Linked DNA regions of Homo sapiens: regions 1, 3 and 4 are each linked to region 2. A link is a contact called in ENCODE Hi-C or POLR2A ChIA-PET data. All regions are on one chromosome and are shown on one strand. The core of a region is the stretch at or near the end of the contact, and the rest is flanking DNA. Distances in the headings are between cores, read along the strand shown. Region 1 holds the start of ZNF263 (zinc finger protein 263). Region 2 holds the start of SRRM2-AS1 (SRRM2 antisense RNA 1). Region 3 holds the start of GFER (growth factor, augmenter of liver regeneration). Region 4 holds the start of MRPS34 (mitochondrial ribosomal protein S34).

Region 1 (5,547 bases), core at 471-2,970, 530 kb before region 2:
TGGGGGCTGGGGCCTAGCAGCTCCTGCAGCCTGGGGCCAGGGCTTCGCTCAGTCTCCATTGGCTCCAGCTTGAAGCTCGGTGACTCTCGTGCTGTTTCCAGAGGCAAAGGCTCCTCCAAAAGCACTTCTGTTCCCCGCCCATGGTTTGTGACCTGGGAACCAACCCACATCACTCATCATCACAACAGGGCCCAAGAGGAAGGGAAATTAGTATAGGATACTGAGAGCAAACCTTCAACAGAGAACCTCAGGCGATCCCTTTGGGCCCAGGTAACAGAAAAATGGTTTACACTAAAGGCTTTTTTGATCCCATGTGCAGGGGGAGGGGTTAGGGAAAGGGCCCACTCCCAGAGCACACCTTCCCCACACAGCTCTTAAGATACACCTCACTCCCTTTTGCTCTCCCCACCTTTTCTAGGTGCTTCTATTCCTCACTATAGGATAGGCTAAATTGGGGTAGCCCTGGGGACCAATGACCTCAGGGCCTCGGTGCCAAATTATCTTTCAAAGTTCACAATTAACGGAGGCCCAGCTTTGCAGAGAAGACCAGACCGTGGACCCTAACATAACAACAGGTAACAAGTACTAAGCACTCATAAGCTAGTAGTGTTCACAACTTTACATGCTGCTCTCCCTCTAAGCCCTAGAAAGTATGTTAATATCCTCATTTTACGAATAGGAAAACAGGCCGAAAGAGATCAAGTAACTTGCCAAAGTAACAAAGCTAGTACTAGCAGATTGAGGATTTGAACGCTGGCGATCTAACTCCATGGCTAACACTAACTGTTGCAGGGACACCGCCTCCGCGTGGAAACAGGGCACTCTTCACTGCTTTCGTTCATTTGGGGGAAAATCTGGAGGATGAGTGTTCCAGGTTAAATCACAAGTCCTCTTCCCCACGTAAGGTCTACTCAGGGCAATTTACTTGAATTCGACCGGGGGCGCAATGTCCCAGTGCTCAGGGCTAAACAAACCACAGATAAAACAGCTCTCTCTCTCTCTCACCTGTTGTCTCAGTCTCCCAAGCTCTCTCTGCATATCCTCCACAAGGGTCACCGCTTCTTCGCCGCTCTCCGGATGCAGCTCCTGCACCCTGCTCTGGATCTCCTGGGGCAGGATGGTCAGGAACTGCTCTAACACCAGCAGCTCCAAGATCTGCTCCTTCGTGCGCATCTCAGGCCGAAGCCACCCATGGCAAAGCTCTTGGAGCCGGCTGAGGGCTTCCCGGGGACCAGCTGCCTCTTGGAAGCGGAACCGTCTGAAGCGCAAGTGGGAGGCCTCGGGGCTCGGTCCTGGGTCAGGTGGGGGCAGCTCCTGGCTCCAGGCGCAGTCCTCCTCCAGCTTCACTATCAGGAGCCCTTCCCGTTCCTGGGAGCCCGGGCCCGACGCCATCGTCAGGTCTCCAGAGCGCCTTAGCCCGAAACCAGCCGTGCCCGCCTACGAAGGCGCCCTGAACCCATGTAAGGTTGGACGGCGCCAGCAGGAGCCCGGGGCCGGGGGCTCCCAGTCCAGGCCGAGGAGCCCCGCTCCAGCCCAGGCGCGGCCGGCTCCGGCGCCTAGGCCTCAGTCGGTCCCAGGCGCCGCCACGCCGGCCCCGTGGCCCATCTGCGCCAGGACTTCCCCGAGGCAGGAACCGAGCGCCACGCTTCTCACCCTATATAGAGGACCCACGCAAGACTCAGACCTCTGCTCCCACGCCGGAAATCTCAGCGCGCAAGTTAGGCGTCCACAAGCCCACGGCGCCTGCTCGTGACCAATTTCCGGGTCACGTTTTGCGAACTCCAGCGCCCATTAGGTCAGGTTTCTCCACACACTCACCGCCTACCAATGAGAAGGGAAGATTGGCCTACGGGGACTGGATGAGCGAGGGACCAATTGGAGACGAGAGGCGGGGCCACGGGGCGCGCCCTGAAATTCTGGGAGTGACTGGGGGCAGGGCAGCTGGATCCAAGCGAAGAAAACAAGCCTGAGGTCGTTGTGACTGGCGGGCAACCTGGGTTAGAATTACTCCGGAGCGCTTGGGAAAACGCAGATCCCAGGGCCACGCGCTCTCCAGTGCGTCAGTGTCGGGGTGAGACCCGGAAATCTGAATTGTTAATCAGCTTCCCCGGATGAATCCTTTCCCAAGCCAGGCCCCACCCGCTTCGGCTACTCTGGGCTGGCTGAAGATGGTCCCATTGGCCCCTGCGGCCTCGTCGGCTCCGGAAGCCAGGGGCTCCTCGGCATGTCGGGGAGGCCAGGGAGCTAGCCGCCCGCCCAGTCAGTGGCGCCGCGTGGCCTGCTGCGCGGGGCCTGCTGGGAGATGCAGTCCGCGGCGCGGCCTCGCGACTGCGCGTGCGCCCTGGGCGAGCGCCCAAGAGCCCGGCGGTTCTGAAACCCCGAGTCCCGCGGAGAACCCTGCTGGGCTTTGGGCTCGCTTCTGCGGCTGGACGTCCCAGAGGAGCGCTCGGGTCTGGGTTCGCGGCACCTGCTTCCGATTTTAGACCGAATTTTAAATCTGCCCGAGATGTGCAGCGCCTGCAGTTCATTCTCCAAGTTTCAGTCTCTTACCCAGCCCTGCAAGGGCGGGATCTGCCTCCAGCTCCGCCGTGGACTGTGATAGTTGGGGGCGAGTGGCAGGAGGGCCGCAGGGCCGATTCCCTATTGGGCGCGGTTGTGGGCTTTGTGTCGGTGAGCGGGGCTGCCCAGTTGTGAGGCGGCCCAGGTCCTCCGGGCCATGAGATCCGCAAATGGAAGCGTCCTGGGATAGAATGTGACAATCAGTTACCGTGTATTGAGCGTTTATATGCAGATCGATCCTGAAAACACGTTAGTATGAAGCAGATGCTATTAGCAGCCCCTTCCTACAGGTGGTGGCACTGAAGTCATTTACTTGGGTCACACAGCTAGTCTGTCGTCAAAGGTGAGGCTACCATGATAGTAGAGGGTAATATGGGATTAAAGGGGTTTGTGATGACTAAGTGAAAAGAGTACTGATATTTTAGTTTTTTTCTTTTTTTTTTTTTTCCGAGACGGAGTTTCGCTCTTGTTGCCCAGGCTGGAGTGCAATGGCGCAGTCTCGGCTCACTGAAACCTCCCCCTCCCGGGTTCAAGCGATTCTCCTGCCTCAGCCTCCTGAGTAGCCGGGATTACAAGCGCCCACCACCACGCCCGGCTAATTTTTGTATTTTTAGTAGAGACGGGGTTTCACCATGTTGGCCAGGCTGGTCTCAAATTCCTCACCTCGAGTGATCTGCCCGCCTTAGCCTCCCACTGTGCTGGGATTACAGGCGTGAGCCACCACGCCTGGCCTTTTTTAAAAATTTTATTCCAGGGAAGATGACAGATCCACAGGCTGTCGTGGCAGATGCAGAGCCAGCGACCCCATAGCACTCAAGGTCCAGTTTGGAAAGCCTTGTTTGCTCCCTAGGACCATTCTGGTGGTTTTAGGCATTCCTGTTCTTTTGTTTTTGAGATAGGGTCTTGCTCTGTCGCCCAGGCTGAAGTGCAATGGCACGATCATTGGACATTCCTATTTCAAGAGACATAGATTCTAGACTCATAACCAATTGCAGAAGACTCTAGCCTCAAAACCACTTTTCTCTGACATTTACTATGTAATCTCAGGCAACTTATGTAATCTCACTAAACCCCAAACTTCAGTTTCCTCATTTGTTTTGAGGGACTACTATACGCACCTCACCTCATATCACTGGGTTAGGATGAAATGAGCGGAGCTACACAGGATGCTTAGAACAGTACCTGGCACATAGTATGAATCCGATAAATAGTAGCTGTTACGCATGCACAGCAAGTTCCTGAATGTGTGCCTTATCTCAAAAAAGAAAAGCCACTCAGATTATTATTGCAGAATCTGTGGCATGGGAATGTTTGCAGAACTACACATACCTTGAGATAGGGAGAATGAGGGATTAATCATTTTCTATCTAAGGTCCTTTTGATTTTATGCTATTTATAGGTACTTAAAAGTAGATGAATTTAGGCTAGGTGCGCTGGCTCACGCCTGTAATCCCAGCACTTTGGGAAGCCAAGATAGGCGGATCACGAGGTCAGGAGATCGAGATCATCTCCTGGTTAACACGGTGAAACCTCGTCTCTACTAAAAATACAAAAAAATTAGCCGGGCATGGTGGCGCACGCCCGTATTTCCAGCTACTGGGGAGGCTAAGGCAGGAGAATCACTTGAACCTGGGAGGCAGAGGTTGCAGTGAACTGAGATTGTGCCACTGCACTCCAGCCTGGGCGACAGCAAGACTGCATCTCAAAAAATAGCAATAATAATTTAATTTTTTAAAAAAAGATGAACTTTCAGGGTTATTCAAAATCAGTGGTGGTAGTAGTCCTCCTCCAATTCTTTGTGATCTGCCAGTATGTGGAAAACAGACTAGCTGGTATTAGACTAGGAGTGGTGTTAACAGGCCAGCAGATTTGTAGGGGTTTTTTGTTGTTTTTTCGAGATGGAGTCTCGCTCTATCGCCCCGGCTGGAGTGCAGTGGTGGGATCTCAGCTCACTGCAACCTCCGCCTCCCAGGTTCAAGCGATTCTCATGCCTCAGCCTCCCGAGTAGCTGGGATTATAGGCACCACGCACCACACCCGGCTAATTTTTGTATTTTTAGTAGAGACAGAGTTTTGCCATGTTGGCCAGGCTGCTCTTGAACTCCTGACCTCAGGTGATCCGCCCACCTTGGCCTCCCAAAGTGCTGGGATTACAGGCGTGAGCCACTGCACCCGGCCAGGGCCAGGGTTCTTAAGCTGCCTCCATGTCTGGAGCAGTGCTATCCAATAGAACTTTCTGTGATGGTAGCCAATGGGCACTTAAAATGGAGTTAGTCTTGCCAAGTATTACCATACTGGCCAATGCAGTTCCAGAGGATCCATGGATGGGTTTGGAGATTTTTGTAAACCTTTTGATACTGTATGCAAAATTGGATGTGTGTGTGTGTGTGTGTGTGTGTGTGTGTGTGTGTGTGTGTGTGTATCTGTATGTTCTAGTAAGTGGGTTCATAGCTTTCATCAAGTTCTAAAAACCGCCAAAAAGACTAAGAACTGCTACTTTAGGGCTTTGGTGAAAAGTAAGTAGTGAAGAGAAGTAAGCGCCTTTGAAACCAGTACAGATTCTACTTTCTTAACACTGTAAGTCCTCAATGTCCTAGATAGGTTGGAAACTGTTATCTTAAGTGAAAGCACATTTTGTTATAAGGTTGATGACAAAAATAAATTAGTTTCATTATATGTCTTTTCCCTTTAAGTCCCAGTTTCCAAGACCCTATCAATGATGTTAAGTGAGGACTTACCGTATTAGTGATGTTAAGTGAGGACTTAACTGTGTTTTCTCATCCTCAGCTGCAGGTGACTTCGTGACTGTTGCAGAGAAAAATAAATTTGAATCTTCGACAAAGAACCCTTACCACTCCTGGTTTTAGGTCTCATGGGTACTAGACTCTGTCTCTGGGACTTCTTTCATTCCCTAACTAGCTCTTACAGATTCCTTTGTACTCAAGGGGCCAGTTATCTGTGCCTGGTTTTCAAAGTGACATTTGGTGAA
Region 2 (6,305 bases), core at 1,226-3,725:
CCCTAAGGAATACGTAAAGCGGAGAGAGTAATCAAAGATGTAAAAGAACTGGATAGAAGGGAAGGATGCATTTAGAAAATTCCAGAATGAAGAAGCATCATACAAATGTTTGGAAAAATATACTAGCGCATGCGCCTAAGGATGGGTCCCTACCCAAGCCCAGTAGCAGACCCAATATTGAAAGCAGAAGGTGACAGAAGAGGCTAAACCTGGATAAGGCAAGCAGAAATCCAGGAAAAAATGAAAAACTGTATGGCTCAAAAAATCAATTTCTCTACACCCCAATCCTCATTTTCATCTTCTAGTACCAATCCTCCTCACGGTTTAAAACTAGGTCCTTCTTCGCCTCTCCCCTACCCCACTTAATTTCTGCTTCCCCTGCAGCATGTTTTTGACCTGCACTTAATTCTTCAGCTTAACCATTCACCCACACTTCCATACCACCTCACACAAAAATCCCCCCACTCCTTAAGAAAGGAAAACCAGGCCGGGTACGGTGGCTCACGCCTGTAACACCTGCACTTTGGGAGGCCGAGGTGGGCGGATCACCAGATCAGGAGATTGACACCAGCCTGGCCAACACGGTGAAACTCCATCTCTACCAAAAATACAAAAATTAGCTGGGCGGCGGCGATTGCCTGTAATCTCAGCAACTCCAGAGGCTGAAGCAGGAGAATCGCTTGAACCCGGGAGGCGGAAGGTTGCAGTGAGCCGAGATCGCGCCACTGCACTCCGGCCTGCCAACAGAGCTAGACTCCGTCTCGGAAAAAAAAAAAAAAGAAAAACCAGTAGGTGCTAAGCAAAGGATATTAGGTCACAATGTTTCGGAGAACTTTTAGGGAATGAGCCACCTAGTCCACCCCACAAAAAAAGACGACGACCCCACGGCATCTAAGGGGTGTGTTAAGACACAGAAAGTAGGAAGATCAACACCACACACAAATCACCAAACCAAACGATATTACAAAACTCTTAAAGTGGGGGCCATAGACAGTGGATATGCAAAAGTTACCCAAGTTAAAAGCAGAAAGTAAAAAGTACAAAGGAAGACAAAAACACCCTTTTCTGTTGGGAAATTATCCGAGTGGTAAGCTAACAATGAAGTAGAAAGATATATTTGAATTCAACAGTAAAATATGCAAAAAAGAAAACGGTACCAAAAGGGGAGAAAAAGGGGAGACAAGGGTTGTCGAAAAAAATGGACATCAGCAAGCACAGCCAGCTCAGCACCGGGGCGCTCCAGAGCGGCTGAGTGGACACAAAGAACCCAGAAAGCTAAAATAGTAGCTTTAGAAGAGCCCTAAGCCCACGCACTTAGGATGAAAGACAACACAACACTCTGAAATTCTGATCCAGATTCGTCCTAACTGAAGCCGAGTGGAAACCAAGCTTCAGAAGAGCTGTGTGCCAAAGAACGCCTGAAACCAACCAGAAAACTTATATATGAGTCTGGCGTTTTCTTCCCAACGAAGGTCTCCAAAAGCCTCCTTAGTTTGAACACGAATTCTCGGGAGACGTTGAAAAAGTGTAAAAAGGGAACGCACGGTCTACCTTACAAATGTAAACTGAACACGTTCACTTTCTTCACAGTTTTTAAGATTTGGGGTTTCTCCCCGCCACTAACAACTCAAAGGCTGATAGCCGGGAATCCTAAACCATTTAAATCCGGCCCACGAAGTTCAAGGCCCTCCCCGCAGCGCCGGGGGCCTATTTTCGGCCTTGCGGAATGGGGGAGGGGGCTGCGCGGCGTCCCGCAGTCTGGGAGGCCCCCGACACGGGCAGCCCAACGCCGAAGAGAAGCCCGAGGAAAGGAGATCTGGAACCGGGGGCAAGGGTCCAGGAGCAAGCCCCCCGCCGCCGCCCCTTCCCCGCCACTTAAGGGCCGAAAACGGCAGCTGCAGGAAGGCCACCTCGGCGGCACATGTTGGGGGGAGGAGTGAAGCCGAGGCGCGCGCCCTCCCCCCTCACCAAGGGCGCTCGCGAACCCGAGTACAGGCGGCTGCGAACGCCGTTGTCATGGGGGAGGGGCGGGGGGGGGTGAAGCCCGCGCGCGACAGGAACGGCGGGAAGGGGGAAGGGAGGCGAGGGCGTCCGCGCCAGCGAAGGGCGTCGAGCGCGCGTGCGCGCGGAGGAGCTCGGCGGCCTGGGCAGTTCTCCGCGCGCTTTGGCCTCGCGCCGGGGCCGCCGCCCCTCCCCCACCCGGCTCGCTGGCTCCCTCACCCTCTCACCCGCCGCCTCCGCCCGCCGCCTCCGAGGGGGAGAGGTCTTGCCGCCGCCGCTGCTCGAGCTCCCGAGTCCCTCGGGCCTGGGGCCGCCGCCTCGCCTCGCCGGTCCGCCCGCCTCAGCCGACGCCGACGCCTCCTCGCTTCCTCAGGGGCCGCAACGGGCTCCAACTGCGCCACTCGCACCCCGCCTGGGCCGCGCTGCACGTCAGCACGACTAACTGCGTGCGTCAGCACGCAAACGCGCGTCGCGGGGCCTGCCGGGAACTGGAGTGCGCCCCGCGGCCTTTTGCGCAGGCGCCGAAGCCACACCGCGAAGTACCGTTTTTTCAGGCACAAGGAAGGTTTCACCCCGTTGCCGAAAGACTAAGCGTCCCGTTGGCCAGTGCAACGAAGAACGGAGGAAGCGACGTAAGACACCGCGTATTCGTAGGCCTTCCGCTGCGGGGAGGAGCACAGGGCCTAGCGGCAGCAAAGCGACGCCCGAGCGCGTCTCGTCTCCCGCTGTCGATGCAGAGCATTCTGGGAGTTGTGGTTCGGGCGTGTCGCGGAGCCCGGATGTAATTTCGGCTCGGGGCGTGGCGGCCATTTTGTCTCCCCATGTTGGGAGACGATATCCCAGCCGCGGTGGTGCTGCCGCTTTCGTGTGACTTTGGGTTTCCCGAGCGAGCCCGCAGCTGCACAGCAGTCCGCCTTCCCGTACCCGAGAGAAGCCGCCTCAGACCCCAGCCAGCGGGCACCCCCGGAGGCCCCGAGCCTGGCTGCAGGCCCTAGACCTGCACCAGGGGCCCAACCAGTTACCCGTAGCATGGGCCACGTTCTCCCGCTGTAGACCGGGCTGAGGCCCGACGGCCACCCCTGGGGGAGGAGTTTTCTTAGCTTCCGGTAGGGCAGCCAGGCCGGGGTCCCACCAGACCCAGGACGTGATACCGGTGAAGCGGCACATACAGGAACAAGGCAGGAGGAAAATAATAAGCACCTTAAAGTTTCCACTTTTCGGTACCGTACTTCCTGTTAATGTTTCTAAGCCCGTGATTCTGGGCCTGATAATCAGCCAGCCGTCCTCACAGCAGAGTTGTAAGACGCTGGGCTGCTCAAGCACAAGTTCATATCTAGACCCACCGCTGGCGAGCAGCCCTGGACGTCCCGCTTAGCTGTCCTAACCAACTCAGGTGGCCTTGATCCGCAACAGGACGCGGTACCACGTAATGAACTGTCCATTTGAGTGCAAGGATTTATATTTGTTATTACGATTTGGGGGTGTTTTTAAGAGGCAGGGTTTTGCCCAGGCTGTTCTCGAATTTGGGGCTCAAGCGATCCTCCGACCTCAGCCTCCCAAGTAGCTGGGACTACCCGTGCATGACACCCTATCTGGCCCTTGTTTTTTGTTGTTGTTGTTGTTCTTTCTTTTTTCACGTGGTTTCGCACTTGTCACCCAGGCTGGAGTGCAATGGTGTGTTGTCGGCTCACTGCAACCTGTCTCTCAGGTTGAAGTGATTCTCGTGTCTCAGTCTTCCGAGTAGCTGGGATTACAGGCGTGTGCCACCACGCCTGGCTAATTTTTGTATTTTTAGTAAAGACGGGGCTTCACTATATTGGTCAGGCTGGTCTCGATTTCCTGACCTCAGGTGATCTGCCCACCTCAGCCTCCCAAAGTGCTGATATTACAGGCGTGAGCCACCACGCCCGGCCCGTATCCGGCTTTAAGATTTGTTTTTCACTTGCCCGTGGGAGGATGTACTTATCTCAGATGCTAGAGCCGGGAGACCCTCCCCCCCACCACCCCCATCTCCTGCAGGAGCTCTGATCGCAGATTGGAGTGTCTGAACTCTGCATCTATGGACGGTGCTTCTGTAAGCCGGCCGCAACTCTGGAGTGGCATAGTAAAGTGGCAAAGGCTTTGCCTTTCTGGTTAAAGACCCCAGCACCTCCAGTGAGACCCTTTCCTGTACCCCCACTGATATTCTTTATGGAATGTTTTGTGCGTGAGTCAGCACATTTAATGCCCGTGAATAGTGACAAAACATGGTTTGCAGTACCCTAATGACTGATGATGCTGAGAATCTTTTGATGTGCTTGTTGGCCGTTTGTACATCTTTGGAGAAATTTCTCTTCGTGTCTTTTGTCTATTTTATTTTTTTGGGACAGAGTCTCACTCCTAACCCCGGGCTGGAGTGCAGTGGCACGATCTCCACGCACTACAATTCTTGTACCTCAGCCTCCCAAGTAGCTGGGATTACAGGCGCACGCCACCACCCAGCTCATTTTTTTATTTTTAGTAGAGGTGGAGTTTTTTGTAGAGATTGTGTCTCCCTGTGTTGCCCAGGCTGGTCTTGAACTCCTGGGCTCAAACTGTCCTCCCCCCTTAACCTCCCAAAGTGCTGGGATTACAGGTGTGAGCCATGGCACCCAGCCCTAGAATGATTTTTTAGTTTCCCTTTAAACTTTATTTTTTTATTCACTGTAGTGTGGTGGACGGTGGTGCCCCAAAACTTCACAACCACCTAGACATTCGGAAGGTGACCTTATTTGGAATAAGAGATTTTGCAGATGTAATTGAGTTAAAGATCTGAAGATGAAATCATCATGAATTTAGGGTAGGCCGTAAATCCAATGACTGACATCCTTACAAGAAGACAAGAGGACACAGGCACCCGGGGGAAGAGGCCGTAGGAGACCCAGGCAGAGATTCGGAGCGGTGCCCATGCCAGGGATCTCCAGGAGGAGCCAGAAGCTGGGAGAGGCCCTGCAGATCCTCTCCCAGAGCCTTTGGAGGAGGCACAACCCTGTCCACACCTTGGTCTCCACTTTCTGGCCTCCAGAGCTGTAGGGGAACCCACTTCTGTGGTTTGAAGCCACCAAGTTCGTGGTGACTTATGGCAGCCCTAGGAAAGTGACATGCACAGGTAAACCACATTCACTGCAGGAAATATACAAATCAGCAAAAAGAAAAAAAGCACACAGGGGCACCACCCCCAGAGACAGCCATGGCTGACATCCTAGCGGCTGTCACCTCGGAGTGATGTTCCTAAAATGCAAACTTCTGAACTGCTTAAAACTCTTCCAGACACCCTCAGGTTGACATCACAACTCCTTTGTTGGGCCTTCCAAGGCTGGTCCTTCCCGTGGCCTCTTTTCCCTCCGCTCTGTGACAGTCCATGACGGGCACACTTGCCTATGCTTGTTCTCCCAGGCAGTGGCCTTGTGTGGGCCTTCAGCTTCCAGTTCCATGGCCTGGTGGAGGACCCTGTGGTGCAAGCCTTCCTCCAGACCCCCCTGGCCTGGGGCCCAAGACTGGGAAGCCTTTGGTGAGTGGAGCACCTCCCATTTGCACACTGGCTTCCTGGAGCTTACATTACAAATAACTAGACAATTACCAGCCAGGACAGGTGCTAGGGAGGATGGGAACAGGGTAGGGGGGTGAGGATGATGTCTGCAAAAGCATCCTGCCCTCCAGAGGGAGACCAGACCTTCAGGAAGGACAATCCCTGGGGTTAATGCCATAGCCTCCCACCTCCCAGCTGCCTGGGAGGGTTTCTCGAATTACCTTTTTATCTGGAGACCCCAGCCCCCATCCAACCCCTCCCACAGGGCTGCAAGCAGGGTCTCTTGAGAGGCCTTCTGGCTTCCAGGCCCCATGTGTGCTCCCAGCCTTCTGGGCAGGATGGACTGAGGCTGGTCCTCAGCGCAGGCATGGTGGGGCACACGGCAAGCAGAACAAGTGCCTGGGCCCTCTCTGTGCAGTACCCAGACCCCAAAAGTACTTGGCTCTGAACCTCTGAAACATGCCCTGGTTCCTGTACCCAGGACAAGCAGATATGAAACACTGGAAATGAGTGCCGGGAGGAATGGCCTTCCACGTGCAGCTGGCATGGCCCATGTCCAAGCCACTTCAGCGGCTCTTTCTGGCCTTGGTGTAGCACATCTGGTGAGGTCGATACTGTCCAGCCACCCCTTTCTTTTCTGGAGGGGGAGGAGGGATATTCTTTGTGATGTAAGGGTTTAGAGAGCTTTTAAAGCACTAATTGGGGCCAGGTGTGGTGGCTCACACCTGTAATCCCAGCACTTTGGGATGCTTGAGGC
Region 3 (6,158 bases), core at 3,554-6,053, 770 kb after region 2:
CCCCCCTGGAGCTCATTCTTCAGCCTTGCTGGGCACAGGTGGGCAGAGCAGGTGTTGCCAGAGGCGCTACTCACTGTGTTCCAAGTCCATCACACTGTGCGTCCGATCACAACCCCTCTCACCTGTTGGCCACAGACCTCCCCTCTGTGTCATTCATTCTCTACTTCATCACTAACATCAGCACCCAGACATGCTGCACTTTCTCCTAAAAGCCAAACACTGTTGACCCCACCTCCCCTCCAGCTGCCTTACGTTACTGCTTCCTTTAGCAGCAAACTCTGCCTGCAACACCCTCCTCTCTCTCCCTCTGACCCGGCAGAATCAGCTCCCACCGCCACCTAAACTCAAGGTTGCCACTGACCTCTCCGTGCCAATCCCAAGGGCAAGTCTGATGCTGCTGTCGACTCATTTATTTCTTTAGTTATTTATTTATTTTTTGAGTTACAGTCGCACTCTGTTACCCAGGCTGGAGTGCAGTGGCGCAATCTTGGCTCACTGCAAGCTTTGCCTCAGGGGCTCAAGTGATTCTCCTACCTCAGCCACTGGAGTAGCTGGGATTCCAGGTGTGCCACCGCACCCAGCTAATTTTTTTTTTTTTTTTTTTTGTATTTTTAGTAGAGACGGGGTTTCGCCATGTTGACCAGGCTGGTCTCGAACTCCTGACTTCAAGTGATCTGCCCACCTTGGTTTCCCAAAGTGCTGGGATTACAGGCGTGAGCCACTATGCCCCTCCTGGAGGTCCTCCTCCCTCATGGGTCCTTCCTCTGTGACCTGTGAGCCTTAGGAGCCCAGGGCGCGATCCTGGGGAGGTCTCTCCCTCTGTGCTAACTCCTTTGGTCTGCGTGTCAACAGCTCTGGAACACCAGCTCAAGCCAGAACTTTTCCTTGCACTAGAGTTCCACTGGCCTGGATGCCTTCAAAAACAGACTCTGGCCTGGCGCAGTGGCTCACGCTTGTAATCTCAGCACCTTGGGAAGCTGAGGTGGGTGGTTCATGAGGTCAGGAGTTCAAGACCAGCCTGGCCAACACAGTGAAACCCTGTCTCTACTAAAAATACAAAAATTAGCAGGGGGTGGTGGTGGGCGCCTGTGATCCCAGCTGCTCGGGAGGCTGAGGCAGGAGAAATTGCTTGAACCCGGGAGATGGAGGTTGCAGTGAGCCGAGACTGCTCCACTGCACTCCAGCCTGGGCGACAGAGCTAGACTCTGTCTCAGAAAAACAAAACAACAACAAAAAGAAAAACAGATTCTAAGGCAAAGTGAAGTTTTATTCAGGAGTGAAACTTTAAGGAAGACAGGGAAAAAGGGAAGGCGGTGGGGGGGGCAGGGGGGCAGGGGAGGGACAGCAGATACAGGCGGTATGTTCCTAAGCTGAACACAGCCTTCCCAGAGGGCCCAGCTGCTTCCTGAGGCACTCACAGGCCTCGGGAAAGGCCAGAGAGAAGCGCGCTGTGTCTGGGCGAGGAAGGGACACCTCCTCTCCTGGCTGCCCCCCATCTCCCCTCTCTTATTTGTGCCACCTGGCCCCTCTGGGCAGCCTCTACAGAAGCCAGCAGCCGCACGGGGCCAATCTGGTGGGGACATAGCAGCTCCCTCCATGGAGGCCTGAGGCGGCCATGCCAAGGTGGGCCTGCGCCCAGGGAAAGGCTGAGACTCCTGGAGGATAGAGGTCCCTGGAGTTTTATGACCACAGGACACACTGTTGCTGGGCTGCTCTGGCTGGGGAGGCCCAAAGGCTGGGTCCCAGTCACCCCCCACCTTGCTGCACTCAGCCTTCTCCATCTCTGACCCACACGGCGGCTCCCAGCAGTCTCCTCGGACTCCATCCTCACCCCATGAGTTCTCTGGCTCTCCCTTTAACGTACCCCGCATCTGTCCCCGCCGTGGGGTGGGTCTTCCTCTTGGTGGTCACTCGGTGACTGCCCCGGCTTCCTCCCCACCCCTCCTGTTCCACCCTTACCTGCCTCATCCCAGCTCAGCAGCCAGAGGACCCTTCAAAGCCACATCACTCCATGCCATCCCCTGGCTCCAAACCCGCCAAGAACTTCCTGTCAGGGGAACTAGGGGTAGAAGCCATGGCTTTGCTGGGGCCTTGGAGACCTCGTGCCGTCTGGCCTCCCAGTACTCCTACATCAGCTACTCTGGCCCCCCTGCCCCAACCAATCAACGTCCTTGCTGTTCCTGGCTCACTCTCACCCTGTGGTCTCTCTCTCCTGAGGAACCAGGACCCCAGCAGGAAATGCAGCTGAGCACAGAGGGATGGAACAAGCCCTGTCTACTGCTTTATTAAGCCCCAGCAGAAAATATACTGAAGCCAGGTTCTCAGTCACTTCAGCGTTTCATTTGGGCTTCAAACTCTGATGAAGTGAGCCCCACGAATCCCCTGTGGACAGGCATGACACAACGCTGGCAGGCATGTGCCAGGCAGGGAGAGGGTAGGATGGCTGGTGGACCCTCAGAAAGACCCGACCTGAGCTTTCCCTGTAGGGACTGAGCAGAGTGGAGAATTGAGCCCCCTAAAGTGAGCAGCACAGAGCCATGGGGGGCAGGGGCATCCCTGGCTGCATAGTGGGAAGGCAATGGCCTGGCCGCCAGGGACAGGCACAGGGATGCCCAGCCAGGCCCGCTGTCTTCCCGTGTGAGGAGTGAGGCGCCAGGGTATGCGGTGGGCAGGAAGCTACATCCTGAATGTCAAGGGGCAGCCCAGGCTGCTCCTCCTTCCCTCCCCTGCAGTTCAGCTGCAGCTCCTTGGGGTCTCCACTGAGGAGGGGGCCAGTGGGTACCTGCTGTGGGCACCTCCACTTCTGCTCCAAACCTAAGAGGGGCAGGGCAGGTCCCCACAGGCAGTGTCCTGGGGACCACCCAACTGAGACACAACAGGCTCTGGCTGTGATGCACTTTAATGAGTGCCCTGCCCCTATCCAACCATGCCTGGCTAGCTGTCCCATGAGCTCTGGCTGACCACCCTCTAGTCACAGGAGCCATCCTTCCAGCCGTCGCGCCAGCGCTCATCCACTTTTGAGCAGTCGAAGTCAGGCTTGCCCAGCTTGCGGTTCACTTCATTGTGCAGGTGGCACAGCCACTGTGTGAAGCATGCCCGGGTGCGGGTGTCTGGGTGGTTCCTGCACAGCCTGTGTAGGGAGAGCAGGTAAAGAATGAGAGGACGCAGCGGCTCCACTGCCCCTGCCAGTTCCCTGTCTGCTGTCAAGGAAGGAGAGCTGGGGCACTGCTGTGAACTACACCTGGGAGTGCCCTTATGCTCCAAGGTACAGGCACTCCCAGAACAGGGCTGACCCTGCAGCTCCCCGGGTGTGATGAACTCCCAGGGCTGCGCAAACACCCACCTGGACAGCTTGGCAAACTCCAACGAGGCCTCAAGGCAACACATTACAGCACAGACCTGGCAATTTTATAAGCTCCTAACACCCAGGAAGCGGCATCCAGTGTCCCTGGCCTCAGGCAGAGTGTGGCCTGGGTGGGGCTGGGCACAGCCTTGTAACTGAAAACTGGACTTGTTTCTTAGCATCTGAGGGCAGGCCCTGGTGCGTCAGTTCAGCAAGAGACTTCATTCTAACTGACCAGCCTTATAGCAACAATGGCGGCTCTACCCTATACATCTGGCCTAGAAACACCTGCAAGGGCCAGTGCTGGCTCTTGGATCCCTCAGTGAGGAAGAGATGGCTCTTGGGAGCAAAAGCAGTGGATTTCCAAGATTTTAAAACCAGAAGTCCTACTCTAGAAGTCAGGCAAAGTGGAGTCTTCCCTAACTTGCGGGAAACCGCCTTCAGTGCCAGACAAGGCAGGGAATCCCTTCCTGGAAGCCCTGTGGCTGTGGCAGGAGCAGTACCCAGCAGCAGATCCCGACAGCTTGGCTTCTGAGACGAGAGGAGGAGGCTCAGATAGCCCCAGTCCTCACCTGTTGGAGGTCCCTGCTCCTCAGCAAACTTCTGCCACCTCTGCATCCGTTTCTCTACGTTCCCCGCTATAACGTCAGCCAGGAGCCCCAGGCCCAGGCTCCAGTGCAAAGCTCTGCTGCGTGCAAACACATCTTACCTTTTTCTTAGGTCTTCAGCACACTCCTCACAGGGGTAAAACTTAGAAAATAAATGTATGAACTGGGCCATGTCTTGCTGCTGTTCTGGGGTGGGCAGGTCGGGGTAGTAGGCGGCCAGGGTGTGGAGGACAGCCCAGCTGTGGCGGCCCAGTTCCTCGCGATCCGGCGGGCAGTCCTCCCTAAACTTGGTGTCCCGCTGCGGAAGCAGGCCGACCGAGAGTGAGTTCATTCTCCGAACAAAGGCGCCCAAAGCTCCCCACTGTACGGCCCAGCCGGTGGCCCACTGGACTCCGGCCAAAGTCCTGCAGACGATCCAACCCACGCGCGGATGAAGGCTGTAAGGCCGGGCCTACCCGGGGGGCAAGGTTCAGGGACAGGCAACCCTGGGAAGCTCTGCCGGGGTACCTGGGCGGGGGCGGGGACAGGGGCTGCGCGGGGCTGGGAGAAATCGGGCAGGGAACTGCACCTTCTGCTGCGTCCGCATCCACGTCTTGAAGTCGACGCAGGCCCGGCACGGCCGCCTCCGGGAGGCGTCCTCGGCGACAGGAGAATCGGAGGTCGGCGCCTGGGCTGGCGTCGAGGCCGAGGCGGCCGCGTCTCTCCGCCCCGCGCCCCGGCCCCGCGCGTCGGTCGCCAGGTCGTCCATCATCTCGGAGCGCGCGCCCCCCGGCAGGAAGAAGAGGTTCCCGCCGTGGAAGCGGCCCCGCTCGCCGGGCGCCGCCATGTTGCCCGCGCAAGGCCTGCCGGGTCAGCTCGGCCTCCAGATGAGCCTCCAGGTCAGCCTCCAGGCCAGCGCGCGGCCACAGGAGCCGGAGGCGCGCGCCGTGCTCGCGGGGGCCGGGCCCGAGCCGGGGCTGGGGGCAGAGTCGGGGGCGGTGCCTGCTTGCGGGCCCGTGTGGAGGCGGAGCCAGAGGCCGCGGCGCTGGCCGGGCCCGAGGACAGGGGCGGGGACGGAGCAGGAGGGTCGGACCCTGCTGGCGCCCTCAGGCGTCGATCCGCGGCGCACGCAGGGGTTGCGCCGTCCGTGGCGGCCGTCCCGCTTTCTCCAGTAAAAGAGCAGTGTGTGGCGCAAGGTGCGCCTCGGCCGCGCTGTGGACCCGAGCTGACACCCAGGCAAAGTCCGTGTTGCGGCCCGCGACGTCCCCATCGCTCCGTTCTGAGTGTCCTGCGTGCCTGCGGCCAGGCTTTGTGCCCTCCGCTGAGGGGCGCGTCCACCCGCTGGCTGCCAAGCGCTCTCTCAACGCGGGCCGGGCGTGACCGCACAGATTGCGGCGCGCGCTAGGGTCCTGGGCTCTTGTCCCCTCCCTGGCGCCATGGCAACGGGCGTCTGGCAACGCAGGGCGCGGCGCGGCCGCAGAGGGTTGGCGCGTGCCTTGGGCTCCCTGGCGCCCCTCGCCGGCTGTCGCGGATCCTAGAGCCTGGGATGAGGGGTCGGGCTCCCGGTTGGAGCGGCCTCTGGGATTCCTGTGCCTCCTTGCGTTCATTTATCCATTCCGCTATTATTTGCGCAGTGACCGCTCTGTTCCAAGCGCTGTTCCAAGTGCTGGGCAGAGCAGGGAACACAATTCTGTTCCCTGACCTTCTCTGTTCATAATCCAGTGGTCAAGACAGGAAAAAAAAACAAGGACTCACACTCATAAATGTTCACGTACAAACTGGTGGGTCCATGCAAGGGTGTAGTAAATCTGGAAGGCCTCCTTGAGGAGGTGACCCTTTCTGAAGGATGAGGAATCAGCTGAGGAGCGCCTTCGAGACCAAGCCCAAGGTGGCAGGGTCTTGGCATTTTGCAGGAACAAAAACGCCAGTGGGACGCTAGGGAGGGTTGTAAGGTGGGAGGGGAGATCCAGGGACGGACAGGGGCCCACCAAAGACTTGGTCGGCAGCTTCGGGGATTGGGAATTTATTATAACGGTAGGAGGGAAGATGCTAGACAGTTTTGGGCAAGGTTACCCAATCTGATCCCATTTCAGTTTGCTGCAGATTCCGCTGGCTATCATATGGGGAGTGGATTTCTTTTTTTTTTTTGAGACAGGGTCTTGTTCCGTTACCCAGGGTGGAGTGCAGTGGCGCGATCTTGTTCACTGCAGCCGCGACTGCTTAGGCTC
Region 4 (5,542 bases), core at 340-2,839, 980 kb after region 2:
ACAGGGACCTGGCAGGGGGTCTAGCCTAACCCCACGCTACCTGGCACCACAGCACCTGAGCACTGCTCCCCGCAGGCAGGGGCCAGGCTGTCTGCTGTCAGAGGACGAAGCCTGCAGCCTACTGCCCGGACCCCGGCCTCCTGACACTTCTCAGGATCCTCTAGGAGCAGCTGTAGCCTCCGCAGGTGCCCAGGAGCTTTCTCCATCTCACCCTAGAAACCTCTACGGCTTTGGATCAGAGAGGAGTCCTGGCCTGCCCCATGCCCCCTCCAGCCCCGTCTACAGGGGCAGGGACCGGCGGAGCAGGCGCCTCCCGGCTGGGAACCCACCCCTCCTGATTAGAGAGGGACTACTGCCACCACCCGAGCACCTGGGTCAGTGTGGCGACGCCCTGCAGAAACTCCTCGGGCTCCAGCAGCAGCAGCAATTCCTGTTCACCTGCAGCCCACACTTCAGGAGGCAGCTGTGGGGACATGGGGACGCGCTGCTGCCTGTCTCAACCCCGGGTGCCCCAGGGGCCCTGCCTGGGCAGTCCAGCAGCAAAGCGGTTCGTGGCCCCAGCCAAGCCCAGGCCCTGACAGGCCTGCTCTACAGAAGCCCAGTGTTCCCTTTCCTGCCAAGGCCAAGCTCAGGCCAGGTCTCTGTGGCTGGCAGGAATCCAGACCACAGCCTGAATCGAGACGGAACCTTCTCCAGCCAGCTCGGCTCTATACCAGCAGAACGGCTTGGGCACCTCCACTTCCCGTTCTCCATCCTTGCTTTACCCATCCGCGAGACGCGCACGGCCCAGGGCAGCTGCCTCAGGGACAGCTCCAGGGCTGAAATCATGGAAGCAAAACAGCCAACTCGCGGCTGGCCCTCGGGAACCCGCGACCACTCACGCTGCGGGGGCAGGGGTCGGGACTCGCTCGGGTCCACCGCAGGCTGCGGGCCGGGCGCTGGGGCTCGATGCGGCACTCGCAGCCCAGGGCCTCCAGGGCCTCCATCAGGACGTCGGCACCGGCGTCTTCCAGGATGGCTGGGACCGGGGGAGAGGAGCGCGGTCACTGCTTCCTTCCACCCTCGCGAGCGCCCTACCTGGGCGGGTGGCCGGACCGGGGAGTCTCCATTCGGCACAAACCCCCGACTGGGAGGCGGGCCCGGCCCCAGGCCCCTCGGCACGCGCGCCCCGCCCAGTCGGACAGAGGGCGCCGCCTGGCGGAGAAAGGCCTTTCCTACCCCGAGTATCGCCCGTGCCCTCCGCCGCACCTGTGTCCACGCACACCGCGAGGCGCTTCAGGACCTGCTCCGGCCGCAGCAGCCGCAACGCCTCGGCAGCCGCCCTGCGCTCACCCGCTGGGTCCCGGGCTCTCGCGGCGGCCTCCGAGCCGGCGGAGTCCTCAGCGTCGGAGTCTGAGATCTCCCAGGTTGGAGGTCGCCGCTGACCGCTCCCGCCCCGTCCCCGGCCCCGGCCCTGGCAAGAGACCCCCGCCCTCCCGGGTCCAACCCGCGCCATGGCCGGACCGACCTCTTCCTCGCTTCCGGCCGCGACCGAACACTTTAGCCTGGGACACCGGCCTCTTCCGGTGACTTCCGGCCGGACCGCTGAGGACGCGGACCCGCCATGGCGCGGAAGAAGGTGCGTCCGCGGCTGATCGCGGAGCTGGCCCGCCGCGTGCGCGCCCTGCGGGAGCAACTGAACAGGCCGCGCGACTCCCAGCTCTACGCGGTGGACTACGAGACCTTGACGCGGCCGTTCTCTGGACGCCGGCTGCCGGTCCGGGCCTGGGCCGACGTGCGCCGCGAGAGCCGCCTCTTGCAGCTGCTCGGCCGCCTCCCGCTCTTCGGCCTGGGCCGCCTGGTCACGCGCAAGTCCTGGCTGTGGCAGCACGACGAGCCGTGCTACTGGCGCCTCACGCGGGTGCGGCCCGACTACACGGCGCAGGTGCGTGCACCCCGTCCGCACCCCGCCCCTGCAGCCGCCTGGTCTCCCCGCCTCCCCTCCTCCCTGCAGGTTTGCGTGGCTGAGGCTCCCACCTCCTGACCTCGGGGGCCGAGAGCTTTGCGAGCTGACCCCGCTTCCTTCTGGCTTTGCAGAACTTGGACCACGGGAAGGCCTGGGGCATCCTGACCTTCAAAGGTAAGGCTCGGGAGAGCGGGTGCCCGGCAGTTCGATGCCGACCGCCGACGGCACAGCAAGTGTGTGCAGACGCCTCTTTTTCTTCATCAGGGAAGACTGAGAGCGAGGCGCGGGAGATCGAACACGTCATGTACCATGACTGGCGGCTGGTGCCCAAGCACGAGGAGGAGGCCTTCACCGCGTTCACGCCGGCGCCGGAAGACAGCCTGGCCTCCGTGCCGTACCCGCCTCTCCTCCGGGCCATGATTATCGCAGAACGACAGAAAAATGGAGACACAAGCACCGAGGAGCCCATGCTGAATGTGCAGAGGATACGCATGGAACCCTGGGATTACCCTGCAAAACAGGAAGACAAAGGAAGGGCCAAGGGCACCCCCGTCTAGAATGCCAGAACCAGCGGGTGGCCTTAGGGGCTGTGAGGCAGTGGGGACCTTATTGATGAAAGAAACCGTCTTTGCGTTACACCCGAGTCTGCCTCTCGGAGCAGGGAGCTCACCTTCCGCGACGTGTTCTGAGGGTCTGCATCTTAGGGGGGAGGGCTGGGGCAAATCGCCACCTGTGCCTTTCCTCTGGCCCTGCTGCCCCCACACCCAACTCCGAGGGCCCACGCTGGGGAAAGCGGGAAGCGCTCGCTCCCTTTCCCCCATTAGTGCTCTCTCTGCCTGGATCCCGGCAGAAGCTATGAAAGGGAATAAAGAGAAAAGAAGTACCCAGGGTCGTGGTGTCTTTGCGCTCTGTCTTTAGGACCGGGGAGAGAAGGGCTGACGCTGTGGTCGTGGCCCTGGCCGGGGGGGCGCGGGGGGGGCGGGGTTCGGGCGGTGCGGAGCAGGGCGCCGCGTGGGTGGAACCACCTGGGCGGGTTGTGGGGGATACAGTTAGTGTCCGAGCTGCTGGAGGAGACTTGGCCTCCGCAGCTGCCCTCCGGCCCCCCACGGCTGCCGGGTTCCGGGGTGCAAGTGAAGCAGCCTCCCCGCGGAGGCCGCAGCGCCCCGACCAGGCCTCTTTAAGCGCAGGCCCCGCCCCGGGCGCCACCGCCCCGCCCCGCGGATCCCGCTCCCGCACCGCCATCATGATCTGCCTGGTGCTGACCATCTTCGCTAACCTCTTCCCCGCGGGTGAGCCGCGCGGCGCGGGCCGGGGGCGGGTGGCCGGTGCTGGGCCGGCCTGACGGCCCGTCCCCGCCTGCCCCGCAGCCTGCACCGGCGCACACGAACGCACCTTCCTGGCCGTGAAGCCGGACGGCGTGCAGCGGCGGCTGGTGGGCGAGATTGTGCGGCGCTTCGAGAGGAAGGGCTTCAAGTTGGTGGCGCTGAAGCTGGTGCAGGTGGGGGCGCGGTGAGCGAGCGGGGGCGCGGTGTGGGGGGAAGGGGAGCGGGGACCTGGGGACGCCTAGGTGCCGGGTGCGGGCGCAGGCGGCCTGACCCTTCCGCAGGCCTCCGAGGAGCTGCTGCGTGAGCACTACGCCGAGCTGCGTGAACGCCCGTTCTACGGCCGCCTTGTCAAGTATATGGCCTCCGGGCCGGTGGTGGCCATGGTGAGTATCCGGGAAGCGGGCGGGCGGCTCCGGGACCCCCACCCCCGCGTGATACCGCGCCCGTTCCTCCGCACAGGTATGGCAGGGGCTGGACGTGGTGCGCACCTCGCGGGCGCTCATCGGAGCCACGAACCCGGCCGACGCCCCGCCCGGCACCATCCGCGGGGATTTCTGCATCGAGGTTGGCAAGTAAGGCCCGCCCCGGGGACGGTCCCAGCCCCGTCCGGCCTCCCCCTGTTCAGCCTGCGTGGTACCCGTGCCGGAGGTCTCTTTCCCACGCTCACACGCGCCTCTTCCGCGCAGGAACCTGATTCACGGCAGCGACTCGGTGGAGAGTGCCCGCCGCGAGATCGCTCTCTGGTTCCGCGCAGACGAGCTCCTCTGCTGGGAGGACAGCGCTGGGCACTGGCTGTATGAGTAGCCCGGCAGATGCGCGTCACAGAGGCTCTCACACTCCAGCCTCCTCCAGGGCCCAGGTGGGCGGGCTTCTGGCCCCACCCCACAGCGCTTGGAGCATCCCTTTGGACGGGCTGCTGAACATCCACCTGTCTGGACGTTGCATGGAGGGTGGCGCAGGCCTCTCCAATCCCTGGCGTACAGGGTTTCCTGCCCGAGGAGCTGCTCCAGGAGCCTGCGCGGCTCGCCTGGAAACGTGCCAGGACACTGTCCTGGTGCCCAGCCCAACGTGGTCCAACGTTTTTTTATAATAAAGTCCTCGTTTTCGTTTCGATTTGGGCCCAGGAACAGGCAGCTACGACGTTAAGACATTTATTACATACAGAGCAGATATGTGGGTTTGCTTGCAGGGCCAAAGCCTGAGGAGAATCGTCACCCCTCCCCCAGCCGCCCCACTGCTCAGCCCGGAGTCACTTCGAGATCCTGGGGGAACAGACGAGGGAGCGGACATACATCACAGTGGAGGTGGCAGGGTGGTGGGGAGAAGCCGGCAGCGCAGCGGCTGCAGCCCTCGGTGGCCAGCGGGGCTTGTGGGGCAGCTCCCCAAGATCTGTGCTTCTCTGGTTGGGGGTGGGTGCGGGGGCTGGGCTGCCCTCATAAGGGCCTCCCAGACAGGAGTGCAGTGGGCCTGGAAGGTAGGAATAGGCCAGAGAGGCCCAGCTGGGCAGGGAGAGCAGTCCAGGGTGGCGTCTGCCCTCTGCGGGCTTGGAGTCGGCTGGGGGCGGCTCCATCCTCAGCCCCACGGGCCTCTGCTTGGTGGCCTCTCTGTTGCTCCCTGGAAGCAGGCCACAGCGGGCAACCCTAGGCACTTAGTAGCGTGTCTGGGAGCTGGGCTCCGTGGAGCCCCGTGCAGGAGGCAGGCCCCGGGAGCACATCATCCCCCATCAACCTGAGGCTGAGCCTGTGTCCTAGGACTGATCCCGGAGAGGCCAGGGGCCTCCCCTTCTTCCTGAGGCCTGGGCCTGCCCTGGCAGCCTGAGAAATCCCACCCTGGGGGCTTCTGGGAGGGACAGGACTCCAGGGCCCACTCCTCCAAGGTGAGTCTTCTGCCCAGGCAGAGCCTGGGGGGACACGGGTCAGAACGGGGCTGGCAAGAGCCTGCCTGCATGGGCAGGATGGGGTAGCAGTCTCTGTTCTCAAGCAGCTGCCCCAGGGAGCCGGGCCTCGTGCTTTTATGCCAGCTCCCTGGGCAGGGGACAGCTGGGGTGGGGACAGACAGGATAGAGGCTTGACGACGGGGAGGCCCCAGAGAAGGCCGGCTGGGGTGCAGGCACCTGGGCAGCCTGAGGCCCACCTCCCTGGGCAAAGGCTAGTGCCTGGCCCAGCTCCCCTAGGCAGAGTGAGGGCCCAGGAGGCAGGGTGGCCCCATGAGCAGCATGCAGAGGTGGGCCCAGGGCAGGCAGCCTCGGCGGCGGGGAGCCCCTGCCTCCTCC

Evidence for each region. A loop is a pair of places that touch in the nucleus more often than their neighbours do. ChIA-PET counts read pairs that join two places held with the same protein, here RNA polymerase II (POLR2A). Pooled maps may share reads with other maps.
Region 1: a pooled map shows a loop between it and region 2 (9-fold over the local background). The contact joins the promoter of ZNF263 here to the promoter of SRRM2-AS1 in region 2. A Hi-C loop is called at or near these places in 7 of 50 pooled maps.
Region 3: a loop to region 2 is called in a pooled map, with 4 times the contacts of the local background. The contact joins the promoter of GFER here to the promoter of SRRM2-AS1 in region 2. A Hi-C loop is called at or near these places in 1 of 37 single-sample maps with no recorded cell type and 8 of 50 pooled maps. POLR2A ChIA-PET finds 5 or more read pairs at or near these places in 1 of 52 experiments (B cell).
Region 4: a loop to region 2 is called in a pooled map, with 8 times the contacts of the local background. The contact joins the promoter of MRPS34 here to the promoter of SRRM2-AS1 in region 2. A Hi-C loop is called at or near these places in 1 of 37 single-sample maps with no recorded cell type and 8 of 50 pooled maps.

The regions. Positions count from the first base shown.
Region 1 is chr16:3,279,664-3,285,210 of GRCh38, reverse strand. ZNF263 (zinc finger protein 263) reads right to left here and starts at 1,720. Exons shown (of 6, transcript NM_005741.5): 1 at 1,006-1,720; 2 at 1-152. The coding sequence starts at 1,392. RefSeq lists enhancers at 728-1,231, 1,942-2,131, 2,242-2,747 and a silencer at 1,412-1,571.
Region 2 is chr16:2,748,770-2,755,074 of GRCh38, reverse strand. SRRM2-AS1 (SRRM2 antisense RNA 1) reads left to right here and starts at 2,475. Exons shown (of 6, transcript NR_027275.1): 1 at 2,475-2,633; 2 at 5,416-5,530. It overlaps SRRM2 (serine/arginine repetitive matrix 2), which reads right to left and starts at 2,437. Exons shown (of 15, transcript NM_016333.4): 1 at 2,229-2,437. RefSeq lists enhancers at 1,029-1,871, 1,872-2,714, 2,596-2,885, 2,946-3,115, 2,715-3,557 and silencers at 2,026-2,085, 2,106-2,415.
Region 3 is chr16:1,982,838-1,988,995 of GRCh38, reverse strand. GFER (growth factor, augmenter of liver regeneration) reads right to left here and starts at 4,803. Exons shown (of 3, transcript NM_005262.3): 1 at 4,520-4,803; 2 at 4,053-4,249; 3 at 1,247-3,130. The coding sequence starts at 4,777. The coding sequence ends at 2,968. It overlaps TBL3 (transducin beta like 3), which reads right to left. Exons shown (of 22, transcript NM_006453.3): 22 at 6,067-6,158. RefSeq lists an enhancer at 1-68 and silencers at 4,512-5,051, 6,072-6,158.
Region 4 is chr16:1,769,181-1,774,722 of GRCh38, reverse strand. MRPS34 (mitochondrial ribosomal protein S34) reads left to right here and starts at 1,589. Exons shown (of 3, transcript NM_023936.2): 1 at 1,589-1,924; 2 at 2,077-2,119; 3 at 2,210-2,828. The coding sequence starts at 1,604. The coding sequence ends at 2,502. EME2 (essential meiotic structure-specific endonuclease subunit 2) reads right to left here and starts at 1,913. Exons shown (of 8, transcript NM_001257370.2): 1 at 1,249-1,913; 2 at 882-1,018; 3 at 371-463. The coding sequence starts at 1,495. MAPK8IP3 (mitogen-activated protein kinase 8 interacting protein 3) reads right to left here. Exons shown (of 32, transcript NM_001318852.2): 32 at 4,372-5,542. NME3 (NME/NM23 nucleoside diphosphate kinase 3) reads left to right here and starts at 3,180. Exons shown (of 5, transcript NM_002513.3): 1 at 3,180-3,234; 2 at 3,313-3,443; 3 at 3,552-3,653; 4 at 3,730-3,842; 5 at 3,957-4,403. The coding sequence starts at 3,189. The coding sequence ends at 4,074. RefSeq lists enhancers at 1-667, 1,525-1,664, 2,455-2,544 and silencers at 845-904, 915-1,024, 1,035-1,344, 1,375-1,474, 1,835-1,974 and 2 more.